2 separate regions of the Homo sapiens genome follow, and region 2 is linked to region 1. The links are chromatin loops, found by intact Hi-C in ENCODE. Cell type or tissue: dorsolateral prefrontal cortex. All regions are shown on one strand. Links, peaks and the distances in the headings refer to the core of each region. The heading gives the core; the rest is flanking DNA.

What was found. Hi-C counts contacts between places; a loop is a spot of excess contacts. Peaks named below come from ENCODE experiments on the same cell type or tissue, not always from the same donor. Only the 100,000 strongest peaks of a DNase experiment are listed, where the experiment ranks them.
Region 2: a loop joins it to region 1, with 14 times the contacts of the local background. A loop is called at or near these places in 94 of 110 quality-filtered maps.

What each region holds. Positions count from the first base shown.
Region 1 is chr5:31,578,578-31,583,956 of GRCh38, reverse strand. No RefSeq gene overlaps it. Among named protein-coding and RNA genes, the nearest start is that of C5orf22, 49 kb to the right of the region's middle. In dorsolateral prefrontal cortex, for the core only: CTCF peaks have their summits at 2,054 and 2,260 (motif pointing left); no DNase peak of the experiment used is centred there.
Region 2 is chr5:31,806,186-31,811,564 of GRCh38, reverse strand. The region is part of intron 2 of PDZD2 (PDZ domain containing 2); the gene reads right to left. Among named protein-coding and RNA genes, the nearest start is that of MIR4279, 130 kb to the left of the region's middle. In dorsolateral prefrontal cortex, for the core only: CTCF peaks have their summits at 2,096 and 2,300 (motif pointing right); a DNase peak (open chromatin) is centred at 2,314; H3K4me3 peaks cover 1,027 bases; H3K27ac peaks cover 816 bases.

The DNA.
Region 1 (5,379 bases), core at 326-5,325:
AAATTAAAGAGTGGCAAATCATTCCCCTTTGAAGAAAAATATTACAATTTGCATTCAAATTCCTTCCTTATCTTTTTTAAAGAGGAAAGGCAGCATTAATTTTAGGTCTCATTATATTTACCATCCAAGAGTTTGCAAATGGAAATTATATCGAAATGATAAATGTAATTCTGTTTATGCTTTTCCTGGATTAAACATATATGCACATACACATATATATATTTTTTATTTCTTTGAGATGGAGTCTCGCTCTGGTGCCCAGGCTGGAGTGCAGTGGCGCGATCTTGGCTCACTGCAACCTCCACCTCCTGGGTTCAAGCAATTCTTGTGCCTCAGCCTCCTGAGAAGCTGGGATTACAGGCACCGTGCCTGGCTAATTTTTGTATTTTTAGTAGAGACGGGGCTTCTCCACATTGGCCAGGCTGGCCTTGAACTCCTGACTTCAGGTGGTCTGCCTGCCTCAGCCTCCCAAAGTGCTGGGATTTCAGGTGTGAGCCATCACACCTGGCCACACACCCATATTTAAATGTTAAGAAATCAGCAGCAGTTATTTTACCCATCTGCAGTCTGAGTCTGATGATACGACAGCCTTCTCTCCCTCCCCTTTCCCTTTCCCTTCCTTTCCTTTCCTTTCCTTTCCTTCCTCCTTTCCTTTTTCCTTTTTCCTTTCTCCTCTCCTCTCTTTTCCTCCTATTTATTCCCAATATTGGCTTGGTACTGGGAATATAAAAAAGGATAAAGTATTACCCTTTATCTACAGAAATTATAATCTGGTGCCACTGTACACACTGTACACAACTAAATATAAAACAATTTGAACACAGCGAGAACTGATTCCTATGAAGGAATCAGAATTTACAAGATATCTGGAGACAGAGTACATTGCGTTGGGGCTCAGAACGTACCACACCAAATATGACTGTAAGAGACCAGAATATGCCACCCCAAAATATGCCTCCTTGGCATGTTGCTTATTTTGAGCTGGTTATTTTGAGAAAGTGCAGACACAGGAGTATTTCTGAAAAGTTACCCTTTAAAAAAAAAATTTACATCTTTAAAGGCAGTCTCCATTTGTAACAGTGTCTCTCTCTGCACCAGGGAAAAAGGAAGAGTAAATCAGTAGAGACTCATAACCAATGGAGAAGGCTTACATTTAAATCTGCACAAAAAACCTTACCTTCGTTTTATGGTGTTTTCCAGACCTTTCCCCAAACCCTTCTTTCTTTTTTTCCCGGAATGATGATATTTAAGCTTGAAGTTTAAATGCTTCTTTTGAGATCCACTCTAAATATTGACACATTTCTCAGAGTTTCCTCCCAAATATACATGAGGCATATACGGTAATAAACTGTTTGTTTTTCTCATGTTAATCTCTCTTTTGTTAGAGGTAGTCCCAATTAAGACCTATTAAGGGTAGAGAGAAAATTATTTTTCCATCCCTGCAACTGGGAAGAAGTCTCTGAAGCGGACACTTTTTCACTTTGGCTTGGAGGGCGTGACAGGCAACAGGAGAGGGCTTAATGCAGAGGGGCACAAAGTACCCCAGGGCACAGGTAGGTACTGTGCAAGCCCCTGCATCCAGGGAGGTGGGTGACTTCTGGTCCACTGTGGACCTGACCACACTCTCCCCCAAGATCACTCACAGACACTGGGAGGAGAGTAGGAAGCCTAGGGGTGTTGGGTTAGAACTGGAAACACCTGGGTCGGGGGCAGGGCGGACTGCACGTAATCATGTAATGAGGAATGGCTGTTCATTTCTAGCATAAAAGAGAATGCATTGCAAGCACATTTAAAGAAATGAGTGCTCTATGAATAGTGCTAAATTAAAAATTCTTGGACAAAAGGATGTTCTTCAAGTTCCAGATTATTCAGAAACAAATTTATATGTGCAAACTGGACATGAGCTATTCTTTCATTCAACTGTTATTTATCGGGTGCAGGCTATGGGATGCTGTCAGCATTCAAGGCACTGGGAACCAAAAAAGTTCTTACCCTTGTGTCATATTCTAGTGACACCTATTCAGTTTTAGTTCATCTTTCTAGATTAAAAACACACACACACACACACAACAATTGTCAGAAACCAACTTAAAGATTTGTCAAGACTAATTTAAGTGACTGACCAACAATAGTCAAAAAACTTAGATGCATATGTAATGGGATGTTTTTTAACATTCTTCTTATTAAAAGAAAATTGCATCATTGCCTTTATAGTAATATGTTAAGATCATAAAACTGAAAAGCGCTCCTTTGATAAATCTGGTAGTCTAGGGCCACCTGGTGTCCAAACTATTTAATTACGTTATTTAGCAAAGAAAAAAGAATACTTTTTTTTTTTCTGGTATGATTCCACTTATGGGATGTCCAGACAGGCAAATCCATAGAAACAGAAAGCAGGACAGTGCTTTACTCTTTTAAACTTGAAATTCCCTAATTAAAAGAAGATATTCCCACAATTAAAGATTAGAACTTAAAATATATTAGCCAGGTGTGGTGGCATGCACCTGTTAAGGAACAAAGATTCTGTATTAGTTTCCTATTGCTGCTGTAAAAAATTATCACTAACTTGGTGGTTTAATGCAATACAAGTTTATTACTTTACAATTCTAGGGTCATATGTTCATAATGGGTCTCTAAAATCAAGGTGTCAGCAGGGCTCTGTTCCTTCTAAAGGCCGTAGAGGAGGATCCATGTCTTTCCCCTTTCTACCATCTAGAGGCTGCCTGAATTCTTTGGCGGGCAGTCCCCTACTGTCTTCAGAGCCAGTGATGACTGCTGAGTCTTTTCCATGATGCACCCCCTCTGACGCTACCTCTGGGCCCACCTGGATGATCCAGGCTACTCTCCCCATCTCAAAGTCAGTGGATTTTTTTTCTTTTAACAGAGATGGGGGTCTTGCTGTGTTGCCAGGTTGGTCTCAAACTCCTGAGCTCAAGCAATCCTCCCTCCTTGGCCTCCCAGAGTGCTGGGATTATAGGCATAAGCCACTGCACCTGGTCGTCAGTGGATTTCTTAGTTGCATCTGCAAACTTAATTCTCCCTTGCCCTATAACATAACCTATTCACAGGTTTTGGAGATTTGGATGAGGCCCTCTTTGGGGAAAAGACATTTTTTGCCTATCATAGAGTCCATTAGTTTTTTCTGGAGGCAAATATGCTACTTTTTAAGTTTCAGTTAAATGGGAAAGACATTAAACTGTTTCTCTGTCCCTATTTGTAACTTGGAATCGATGAACAGGAAGAGAAACATTGCTTCTGCCAATGCCTGTAAAATTAACCAAGGGTTTAAAAATCCCCACAGTGAATTTTTATTTATGCTTTCTTTACTAATCTTAGCTAGAAAAACCCAAACTAAATATTAAAAAATGTTGATCTTAAATTAATTCAAGTTGACAAAGACAGGTGTAAGCCCAAATACTGCTTGATAGTACACGAAACATACAAGTAGAAGGTTTTGTTTGTTTGTTTGTTTGTTTACTGGGCAAAATGGTTTTATCTGCAAACTAGTTAGAATGAAGCTCACAAAAATGGAAAAATAGGGACCTCTGAAGGGGATAAAGAAGGAGAAAAGAGGAAGATAACGGGGGTCTGTTTTTTACCTGTACCTCTTCATCACAGTAGCAGGTGAACACCCTGCATATATTGGTCATTGGCCAGCAAGAGCAAGAGTGACCCTCCATACCCAGGAGATTTGAATGGGTTGCTCCTGAAGTGGCCTTCAGAGTGAGGATGATAAACACTGTCCTTCTCTTTTCTGTGAATGTAGGCAGTGTATGCCCATCTAACTTCAATGGAAAATCAGCCAGAAAAAGCGCTTGGATTTTCAATAGTGCTGCCCTGCCTTTTCTGGAATGTCATATATAAGGGGCTATGGTAAGGGGACATCAGTATTATCTAGGTAGAATGAGAAAAAAGAGAATTGAATTATTCAAAGTAATTGAATCATTTTAGAATATTCAACTATTAATAATAATTGAGTATTCAATTATTTCTGTTATAAAAATGCTTTAGCAACTGTTAATAGTGCTGATAGTAGTAAAGAGAGTCTTTCCAGGACCTATGTAAGGCTTTTCTCCAGTTTGAGGAAGCCTTCATGAAAACATTACCTCCAAGAACCTCCTTAAAGTTATGTATTAATTAAAATTTAATAATTTTAATTAATAAATTTAGTAATTAACAATAAGTATAACAATAATTATTTAAAATAATTTAATTAAATATTTAATAATTAAAATTATTAAAGTATTTTAATAAATAGCAGTCATTAAATTGCTAGCTTAAGTCTTGGCAGTATGTGTTATATAGTTTTCATTGTAGAGGTTTTACATGTCTTTTGTTAAAGTTTTTCCTAAGTATTTCGTAAATTTTAATGCTTTTAAAAATGGTAATGCCGGCTGGGCGTGGTGGCTTACACCTGTAATCCCAGCACTTTTGGGAGGCTGAAGCGGGTGGATCACAAGCTCAGGAGATCGAGACCATCCTGGCTAACACGGTGAAACCCCATCTCTACTAAAAAATACAAAAAAATTAGCCAGGCGTGGTGGTGGGCGCCTGTAGTCCCAGCTACTCCGGAGGTTGAGGCAGGAGAATGGCGTGAACCCGGGAGGCGGAGCTTGCAGTGAGCCGAGATCGAGCCATTGCACTCCAGCCTGGGCGACATAACGAAACTCCGTCTCAAAAAAAAAAAAAAAAAAAAAAAAAAAAAAAGGTAATGCCTACCTGGCCCTTTGGAAAATTAAAAAAAGAAAAGAAAAAAATGGTAATGGTTTTATTTATTCCTTTCCAATATGTATGACTTTATTTTTCTTACCTTTTTACACTGGTAAGACCTCCAGTATAATATTGAATAACGGTGGGGAAAGTGAACATTCTTGCTTTGTTCACAGCCATAAGGGAAAGGTAGTCAATATTTCACCATTAAGTATGCTATTATCTTTAGGTTTTTTCCTAGATGACTTTTATCAAGAAGTTCCCTTCTGGTCTTAGTTTACTAAGAGATTTTCATTTTTAAATCATGATGGCTATTATTGAATTTTGTCACAGGCATTTTGTTGCATTTATTGAGATGATCATATGATTTTTCTCCTTTATTCTGTTAGTGTGACAAATAGCAACAATTGATTTTCAAGTGTTAAAGCAACTTTGCATCCCTAAAGTAAACCCCACTTAGTCACAATGTATTATCCTTCCTTTTCATGTATTGCTCCTTTCAACACTCTATTTTCCCTTCCCTTCCCCTCCCTCCCTCCCTCCCTCCCTGCCTCCCTCCCACCTTTCTTTCTTTCTTTCTTTCTTTCTTTCTTTCTTTCTTTCTTTCTTTCTTTCTTTCTTTCTTCCTTCCTTCCTCCCTTCCTTTTCTTTCTTTCTTTTCTTTCTTTC
Region 2 (5,379 bases), core at 226-5,225, 230 kb before region 1:
TTATAGTCCAGCCTAAGGGCTGGGGAGACATGCACTTCAGCTATGGAACTAGCCCAGCCTTCCTCCCCAAAAGGACATGGCTAAATTTAAGTCAAAGAGACATTGCAAATGATAGAATCATCTTTCCTTTGGTGAACAAAGAGCCCTGAGGGATGAGTCAGCTATTACACCATCACTGCAGCCCTGGCATCCAAGTTTCTGTGACTCAAAGATAAGAGATCCATACAATTCAACATTGTTGCTCCATATAATTCAACATTGTTATTCCAAGTTATCAAAAAAGCCACTAGTAAGGCCAGGTCTGTAACACCAGCACTTTGGGAGGCCGAGGTGGGTGGATCACTTGAGGTCAAGAGTTCGAGACCAGCCTGGCCAACATGGTGAAGCCCTGTCTTTACTTAAAATACAAAAAATTAGCCGGGCATGGTGTGCACCTGTAGTCCCAGCTGCTTCAGAGCTGGAGGCAGAAGAATTGCTTGAAGCCGGGAGGCGGAGGTTGCATTGAGCCAACCAAGATCGTGCCATTGTGCTCTGTCCAGCCTAGGCGACAGCGAGACTCTGTCTCAAAAAAATAAAAAATGAAAAGGCCACTAGTATCAGAGCTTCAGAACATTTTAAACAAACTCTCATCCTCAAAATCTTTGGAGAAAGATCACATCTCAAAGAAGAATCCCATGAAGAAATCTATATAACTGTTTACAAGCTTTGTTTCATTTTACATTGTACAAGAGTTATATATTTGGGTCCTTAAATAGCAGATATTGTTGTCCTCCAGCAAGAGGTCACCTTTTGATATTGGTGCCCTCCAACACCAGAAGATGCAAGTGCAAGTCTGTTCATTTCTGTACTTGGCAAACCCAGGTGGAATGGGAGTGAAGTTCATAGGAACGGCTCACCTACTCATTGCAGTTGGTTACCTGCCTCTGCTTCCACAGTAACTAAGAAAGGGCCAAGGGCCAAAACAGGTGCCAAAGCCTGAAGTTCAAAAATCTCTGGAGGCGGCTGGTCGTGGTGGCTCAAGCCTGTAATCCCAGCACTTTGGGAGGCCAAGGTGGGCGGATCACAAGGTCAGGAGATCCAGACCATCCTGGGTAACACAGTGAAACCCCGTCTCTACTAAAAAATATACAAAAATTTAGTGAGGCGTGGTGGTGGGCACCTGTAGTCCCAGCTACTCGGGAGGCTGAGGCAGGAGAATTGCATGAACCCGGGAGGCGGAGGTTGCAGTGAGCGGAGATCGCGCCACTGCACTCCAGCCTGGGCGACAGAGTAAGACTCCGTCTCAAAAAAAAAAAAAAAAATCTCTGGAGAAGAAAAGAAAAAGTCATTTTGAGGGCATATGGTGCTCAAAACGAGAGAATAAAAATGTTCATAACGTATTTAGTACCCGGACAGAAAAGATAAAGTAGAAGTCAGGATTGCTGAAAATGGCCCAGGGGTGCCTATAGATAGACGGGTATGAAGTTGGACCAGTAACACTATAACCACACTAAGATGCTTTTATCTTTCTTCTCTGTATGGTTTACAATTACCATTACAATTCCCGAAAGTAGTGCTAAGAGTTTAAAAGCGAGTGTCTTATGTAGGTATTTGGGTTTTCCATCTTCCATGGCTCAAGTTAATCACCCAGGGGCTGTGCTGCCCCCATTCAGAAAGGTTGTGACCAGGGTACCAGAGGAGGAGCAGGTCACTGGGATAAAATTAAAGAGCATCTCTGGATCTGGCTCTGAAACCTCAATCCTCTTTAAATGATGGAAAGTCGCTCTTTTTATGGAATCTCTTCCCTCATAAAAACAAGTGGACCCTGAAAAGCAGCTGTGCATGTGGCTTTCAACAATGATCTGTGGGCTGCGACGGAGGGTGTGGCCAAGTTTGCCAGTTTTCTGAAAGAACTCACCCCACTGGCCATTGTAGTGTTGGAAATTGTCTTGCTGCTCACGCTTTCCTTAAAAGGCTTCTGATTCCAGAACAGAGTTAGAGAAACTGGGGACGAATAACTCCCCTCTGTCATCCATCACGAAGAGCTGAGCACAGGCGGATTTCTCAGATCAGCTCCTCATTCATTAGTGCGACTCCTGAGGGCCGAGGCTGTGTGTGTGAAGGGACTCGAATGGGGCACCTCCCAGGGCCACAGGAAAAAACACCAGTCACAGACAGGAGAGGATAGCTCAGATGTTGCCATTCAAGAGAGAGCTCTGAAGGCTGAAAACATCAGCCAAACAGCACGGCGGTGAAACACACACAGCCTGTGAATAATAAACTGGACTGGGGCTCCCAGCACTTTCTCTCACTGTGCTGGATTTCAACCACAAGATGGCAGGCGACGGCCCTCAGATCCTCACAGCTTGTCAGATGGCACTCCCAAGAGGTGAGGAAAGCAAGCTCCCACTGTCCTCTCCAATGGCCATCGCCACACTCTTAGGAGGCAGCTATAAGCTACACTCTTGTTGAGATGGAAGGTTCTAGATGTAACTATCCATTTTCAGAACAGGTAAAAACATAGATTTTCTATGTTTTTATGTAAATAATAAACTGTTAAAAAACCATCCTAATTTCATTAGTTATTTTTATTATTTTTTTTTTTTTGAGATGGAGTCTTGCTCTGTTGCCCAGGCTGGAGTGCAGTGGTGTGATCTCGGCTCACTGCAACCTCCGCCTCCCAGTTCAAGCGATTCTCCTGCCTCAGCCTCCTGAGTAGCAGGAACTACAGGTGTGTGTGCCACCATGCCCAGCTAATTTTTTGTATTTCTAGTAGAGATGGGGTTTCACTATGTTGGCCAGGCTGGTCTCAAACTCCTGACCTCAAGTGATCCACCCGCCTCAGCCTCCCCAAGTGCTGGCATTACAGGCATGAGCCACTATGCCCAGCCTCATTAGTTGTTATTTATGATGTTAAAGAAAACATTCTAGAATTTGAGTCAGAGTGCATGAATTCTAGGCGTCACTCTTCTCTAAGATGATACTTGACCCCAGGAAACCACCTCCTGAAGCCTCAGTTTCCACCTTGGTAGAGTGAGAAAACAGGACTTGGATGAACCCTGGGATACCTTCCAGAAACCAAGTCCTGGAGTGAAACAGCACGTGGAGACAGCAGTCTGAAAGGAATGAAGCGGGTCACGAACAAACAGTCCGTAATGCTTCACTTACACTTCATCCTTGGGGAATGGGCTGTTCCACATGGCAGGTTTTCCACATAATTGAATTTTAAATGCTGAAACTTGTTTTCGTTTTAACCGGTAAGGGAAATCTTTCTAAAGTGTATTACATGCTTCTCTGGCTTTTTAAACAGCAAGCTGAGTATAATTTCACCTTTCCTTAATGTCTCTAAGTCATGGTGATGACGACCTCTTACTATATATCCAGTCCTGCACAGAGCGTCAGGCACCTTTGAGCATATTCAGGTAGGCAGGACCCTTATGCTAAATGGCCCCAGAGACTACAGTATCAAGCTACAATTGGCAATTCTTTCTCTCTACCATCTCCTACCTACATCACTACCTGCAGTCATTTTTCCAAGTAACACCTTCTAGCAGCCTCTTGACACTGTTTAAAATCTGCTATAATGCAGACAGAACTCAAGGTTGCCATGGGTAACCAGAGCCTAAGCTTGCAACAACCCTAAATTTAATTTTACATGCAAGTTCAAGGCAGCGGGTACTGTGCTGAAGGTGACTTCTGACCAGGGCTGACATTCCACTGGTCCTCACAGCATGTCATACTTCCGTACCAATTGGCCTGTCGCCCTGAGCCCCCCAGCCCCCTCCTGCCAGCCCAGCATCCTGGCCCCTCTTCTAGGACCACACAGACTTCTCACACTCCCGGAACTCAAAGGTGCTGTCAGGCCCTGCAGGCTCCGGGACCCGGTTCTTGCATCCGCCAGCATCCCTTCCAAATGGGGGTCCCCATGCCACGCCACTCGCTCAATATTGGAATGGACCCCAGTGTCTGGACCAAAGATTATTCTTTGTCTTCCCTGTGGAGTGAACAGGCAGAGTTTGAGGCTCTTCTCTCTCCCTCAAACTCAAAGGGCTTTTCTCAGATGCATGCTGTGCTCTGGGTCCACGTTGCCTGAGGCTGACTGGGTGGGGTGTTACAAGTTACCTCTGGCTGAACAGCTACCATGTGCCAGATGCTGTATTCAGTACATTAGGTAAATCATCTGTCATCCACTCAACAACCCCTTTAGGGAAGTAGCAGCAACAGCCTGTGGCTGAGGTCACCTGCCCCCATCACACACCCACTAAGTAGGTCCAAAAGCCTGACACACCTCTCTCCGAGGCCCGCATTCTTTGCACTGTGCTCTGCTCACGTTTATTACTGTACAAAGATGGCCGGGTGCAGTGGCTCATGCCTGTAATCCCAGCACTTTGGGAGGCTGAGATGGGTGGATCACCTGAGGTCAGAGGTTCAAGACCAGTCTGGCCAACATGGTGAAACCCCGTCTCTACTAAAAATACAAAAAATTAGCCAGGCATAATGGCAGGCACTTGTAATCCCAGCTACTCAAGAGGCTGAGGCAGCAGAATCACTTAAACCCGGGAGGTGGAGGTTGCAGTGAGTCGAGATCGCGCCGTTGCACTCCAGCCTGGGCAACAAGAGTGAAACTCCGTCTTAAAAAAAAAAAAAAAAAAAACAAAGACGCCCAAAGTTTACATTCTGCAAAAATGCGTTTTAAGCGAAAAGACTTTTACTTTTCAGAAAAGACATTTGTTTCTGTTTTGGTGTGTGGGTTTTGTTTTAATTAATTCCATATTTTGCGACCAATTTGGAACAATCTGTCCTTAGGGAACAGATCTGGTTTACTTATAGAAAGCTAGGAAGTGACTGGCGTTACAAAGTATTCCTTTGTAGGAATGAATCTAGAAAACCTTCCCAGTTCTCCCTGCACCAAACAAGTAAGTAGAACATTCCAGAAAGTCCCCAGAGTGGATGTGATGGAGCTCACAAACAAAAACTTTCCTCCATGAGTTATCAGCTGTGCCTTCAAGATGGGGCAGGTGACATCAAACACCATGAATACTCCCCTTCCCAGAAAGTTCTCTAGAAGTTCCCACCAGGACAAAGCTGCTAACACTCAAAAGAATGAAGGCTTCCTAGGATTACTAGGCATCAGGAGTGCCAGCCAGTGAAAAGGTAGGAATCAGGAACGGGGTCTGTAATTTGGAGGCAGTCACAGGTTTAGGCTCTAAAGCGGGTCTGGGGTACAGAAGTTCTGTCAAACCCATGGCCTTGAATTTTTTGTTCTTTCTCAAAGGATGGACATTCCAAATCGACCCTAAACTAATTTTTGAAGTAAGCAAATCATGACCTCATCTTCCACATACTGTAACTGCTCCTTTCACAGTTAACACACACATGGTTCTCAGAGTGTCCTCATCA